Regions from separate parts of the Mus musculus genome. Here region 2 is linked to region 1. Evidence: chromatin loops called from intact Hi-C (ENCODE). Cell type or tissue: left cerebral cortex. All regions are shown on one strand.

Evidence for each region. Hi-C counts contacts between places; a loop is a spot of excess contacts. Peaks named below come from ENCODE experiments on the same cell type or tissue, not always from the same donor. Only the 100,000 strongest peaks of a DNase experiment are listed, where the experiment ranks them.
Region 2: it touches region 1 in a loop (2.3-fold over the local background); 2 of 42 quality-filtered maps call a loop at or near these places.

What each region holds. Positions count from the first base shown.
Region 1 is chr5:19,521,274-19,523,773 of GRCm38, reverse strand. All of the region lies in intron 1 of Magi2 (membrane associated guanylate kinase, WW and PDZ domain containing 2), which reads right to left. Among named protein-coding and RNA genes, the nearest start is that of Gm25335, 7.0 kb to the right of the region's middle. In left cerebral cortex, a CTCF peak has its summit at 1,471; a DNase peak (open chromatin) is centred at 1,440.
Region 2 is chr5:20,652,339-20,654,838 of GRCm38, reverse strand. The region is part of intron 21 of Magi2 (membrane associated guanylate kinase, WW and PDZ domain containing 2); the gene reads right to left. Among named protein-coding and RNA genes, the nearest start is that of Gm52763, 28 kb to the left of the region's middle. In left cerebral cortex, a CTCF peak has its summit at 1,317 (motif pointing right); a DNase peak (open chromatin) is centred at 1,052; H3K27ac peaks cover 1,953 bases.

The sequences.
Region 1 (2,500 bases):
GATTGGAAGAAAGTCAGAAAACAGTGATTTTTCTTAGACATGGCAGAGAGTGTGGTTAATTTAAGTTTTCGTCTTTATATTTCTCCATTTGTCCACATCCTTTCAATAAGTGAATAATCTTTCTCTAACACAACAGCTCCATTTACTTTGAAACCATCTCAACTCCCTGCTGCCCTTCTGATCCTGCCATACTGTGGTTCTCCTAAAGGAGGAGATTAGGATGGCTTCAAATTCACACATTCCTTTGTTTTCCTTATCTAAATTGGGTCTCTGAAAAATGAAAGCCTGGAGGTGTTGTAAACTGTTCATTTAAGTACAATTAAGCAATCCCCCACTCAAGTCTCTTTTGTGTTTGGCTGTTTTTTCTTTATGTAAACCTAGGAGGTAGAATTCATCTCTAGTGTTTTCATTCATCTCCTGCCTCACCTACTGAGAACCAGAATTTGCAGGAGCTATCAAATCTGCTAAGACAATAGCTTCCTATTAAACACGAATTAATAAGTTAATCCTGTAGAAGATAACAAATCTTGCAACATAACTGCAAATGTTATCATCCCTTCAGCTTCAGCATAAGGAGTGCTGACTACTTTATATCACAAATGAATGTAATGGACACAAAGGAGTTGCAGTCCAACATCCCTTTAAAGAACTGGGGTGTTAGCAAAGACTGTAATCTTGCCCAGGGTCTCACCTGGTCTTGAAACAGCCCATACCAAGTGATAGACTCAGATGGGAAAAAATAAAGTCTTTCTCTTTGCAGGCTGATGTAGGAGAGCACCCTGAAAGGCCACCTTTTGGGGTTGGGTCTGCACAGCAATTAGAGCTTTCCTTCTGATGTGGCATTGGCTCATACCTTCTTTTCTACAAATCTTGACCTTGGAGACCATTGGAAATAAATCTCATGCCAGGTAAACACAGAGAACAAACCTAACGTGAAACACTGAATCGGTAATCTAGATACAGGTGAGCTGGTGGTCTAATTAATTTTTTAATGTCATAAGTAATGAATAAAAATGTAGAATTAGAGATAGTTATAATAATGGGAAACACCCAAATCATTACCTTAAAGCATTATAGGCTCTGTAACTACGTTATTGGTTATCATTATTAAAGGCCATTAATTTATACAATTGTATAATATACTGTAGTCCATATCCATGAGAATTTGAATATAATTAAACTTGAAATATTTTTGTGAGAATCTATTCTAAACAGAAACACCTTTTTTTTTTTTTTTTTTTTTTTTTCTGTTGCAAGCTCTTTAAGAATTTCACCATTAGTGATCTGAGGCAAGCAGCTGACTCTGGCCCTTGCTCTGATCCTCCTGTGGCAAACAAGACCATGCAAGGTTAGCAAACTGAACCTTGACACTGACACTTCTCACAGTGTTTAAAGTGTTGTAGAAACAGCAGTTAAGAACTGCTAAATCAACCTGCTGGTCTTTGAACTGAAGCTCTTTGCTGCCCTCTGTAGACAAGTCAATGTGAAAATGGCAAGGTCCTTAACACAGAAACCATTAATTTTATTCAGTTATGATACATTTGTTCTGAAATATTTAACTAAACAATGGACCAAACAGAGGATCTCTTAGTCAACAAGGACTTAGAAATTCTTTTCTGAGATCTTAATTTTATCACGTTAATAAATTCCCATATTTTAAAATCATTGCACCAAAATAAGCTACATATTTGAATACACTGGGAATGTAAAAATATAGCAAACACATATGTGCACACGTGTGTGACCTGAAGAATCAGCAGTTTTAATTTTTTGAGTTTTTAATTATTGTATGTATTTTAACCATGTTTCCAGAGTAAAATACTCTAGACATTAATATGGACAGAACATTTTGTAATAAAATGAAGAAAATCTAGGAAACAAATCAGAAATAAACAAATGGTATGCCAAGTGTGATATCACAGGTGCTTATTACTTGTAATACTTAGAGGAATGCATATCAAACCACCATAAAATACAATCTCACCCTAATCCAAATGGCTGTTATTAAAAAGAACAAACAACAATAATGTCCATAACATTTTGAAGAGTGAACAACTGCTTCACACTGCTGATGGGAATGTACACTAGGAAAGCTTTAAGGTAATCAGCTAAAAACATAACTGCTAGCTGATAAAAAAAAAAAAAGTCCCCATCACCGAGCATTTATATAGAGAAGGGAATCAGGATGCCAGAGAAATAGCTCCGTCTCTGCATTTATTGTAGCAGAATTCACAAAAGCAATGAGATGGAAACAATGTAAATGTTCATCAATTAGTGAATACTTAAGGAAAAGATCTTCCATCTACTGCAATGCAAAACTACTGAGCCATAAAACAAATGGAATCTTTCCTTTGCAGCAGCATGGGTGCAAGGTGGAAGACGTCACCTTAAGTGAGACAAGTAAGAGGCCAGAAGTCACGAATGCTGTGGCTCTGACCAGGTGTGGAAGGCTATGTAAGTTGGTAAGAAGATGCAGTGTAGAAAAGTGGTGATCAGACAC
Region 2 (2,500 bases), 1.1 Mb before region 1:
GGAGTAGCACCGATTTTGCTTCATCAATGATCTGACACATCGCTCTGGCTGCTTTTTTTTCCCCTCTCCTTTTCAATTGTACCAGCATTTATCTCTCTGTCACAGATTGCCCTAAGAACTCAGAGCTGTGCTTCTGTGCGTCTCTTGCTTGACTGAGATCAGCTTTTCCTTGACAAGTTCCCAAGTCCAGATAAGGGTTCCATTTCAAAGCTGTTCTGTAAGTCGTGGAAGGCACATGGGTGGAATGACTTAACACTTGGCCCCCACAGTTGGCTAGACCTTTTCATCCTCATTGACTTTTTCCTAGGCCAGCTTAAGTCTCAGGTGTCCCTGAGAGGTTAAATATGCCTCCGTGGGATCCTGATATCTCCCGTTGATTATCTCTTAAGGAGTGAGCCAAGTTTAGGATCTTGAGAGGCAAACAAAGGAAGAACACAGGCTTAAATTAATACCTGACAAGAAAAAAAAATCATTTTCCTGTGATTAGCTACTGCTGACCAAAGTAGATTACATTCCTGATTCTATCTTTTGGCGAATGCAAGTATTTTCTTGTGTTATTACTTACTGCCACTATCTTGTTCTCAAGAGTGTTTTATTTAAAAAAAAAAATGCATTCTGGTTATCTTGAAGAACAACAACAGCAACAACAAATCGGTTTCATGATACAGCCTATATCATACTGACTCTGGAGGCACTGTTCCTGACCATATGTTTATGTGTGTATATTGGGGTCATTTATGCAGCCGTGAATGTAGCCATGTCTCTGGTCTGCTCCTGATGCAGAGCAGAGTTAACACAGCCAGGGACCATGCTGCTTAGACATGCCAGCTCATGGGGGTGGCTACATGCTGGCAACATGGCTATAAATCATCTGCTATGCTAAGAACATGAGCTCTGTGCTGAGCAGCCACGATCCCCTTAAACGGATGATACAAATGACGCCATTGTATTCGCGACATCTGCTTTCCTTCCAGGAGGCTAGAATTTTGGGATATGCTAAGCAGGGGTTGCCTGCCCCAGTGAAAATCATGTGTACTGAGATGCTCATGGATTCCCTGGGTCCACAGCTATATTTCTGTTGCTTGGGGCGAATTACAATCTGGTGACTCATCATGGAAGAGCAAGCGTGAGCATCAGAGGGTGTCTGGATATTGATGCATCCAGAAACTGCCTGAATCTGTCCTGAATGACTGCTGTGTCTCCGTGTAGCTGCACTCTATGTCCCAGAAGCTCTCCTAGCAAATCTATGGATGAAGGAGTGAGGAGTCACCGGGGGAACCTTTGAGCCCTGCCGTTAGTTTATATGAAATTCCAGCAGAACCACTGGGTGGCATTATCATCAAAGCAGAAGTGATTCTTTTGTCTTCTTCATTCCTCATGCACCAGAGGCTCATTGTTAAGCTTACAAATTCCTGAAGGGCTAGGATCTGCTGAGCTTATGTCTGTTCTTCTGCTCCACTAATGGGTGTCTCTTCACCCCATTTTGTCATCTCTAAACTAACTTTACAAAGTCCACATCTTACAAGCTAGTGAGTGCTGATATCATTGGCACGTGTAACTGGACGTTTAATTTGGGAAAAAAAAATTCACTGAGAACAAAATCTGTAAAACTATAGCAGCAAATAATATCGATATGGAGACCCTCAAAAGGGGTGCCCAGACATTTAAGAGATGCTCTGTGTGGGTTACTTTGAGAATTTAACTGAGCCAGCTATGTTGACGGGGTCTAGGGTATCTGTCTTGTTCCAAAGCCACGTGTTTATGTTTTCCGCAAGTAGAATTAAGGGGCAGTTCTAACTTCTCCCTGTACATAAGCAGCTGGTGTGTTGGGTGTCGAAGGCATGGATCAAACAGTGTTTCTAAAATGAGCAAGAGGCCGAGGACAGTGAAGCAGGCCAGAGTAACTTTGAAAAGATTGACTTGAGTGTGAAGAATGGGAGCGACTTTGAAATTGCTTGCTAGGTAATAGTCAAGTCTTGCTGTGGAGGGAAATACACCTTTAAGATGAGGTCTGTTTTTAGAAGTGACAGAATTCACAGGTCCCTTTGGTAGTGTTGGATCAGCTGATGCTCTAGGATATTAACCTCATCCTATTCTAGGAGCTCAGATCCATCACAAAGGAATTGATGCTGGTGTCAAGATCAAGCCTATACTCATTGCTGAGATCAATACTTAAGAATAGTTTATTAGATCCAAGCATCGTGGGTAGGAACATGGAATGATGGGGTTCCTTGGGCGTAGAGCTGGCCCCGCAGATCCACTGGGAGCTTTTTTGCTCACTGACCACAGGGCCTCCTAGCTCTTTATGCAGGGAATTTCAAAGATACAGTGGTCTCTCCGAGGTCTTCGAATGTTGAGATTTTAGCTGAGATCCGGGCACTGAACTGCCCTACTAATAAGGAGGCGTTAGTAGTTGTTTAGATAGCCTATGTGAAGAACATTATTTGAAAGGGAAAGATATTTTTTAGAACATCTTCTGGGTAGGAAATGGGGTGGTGGT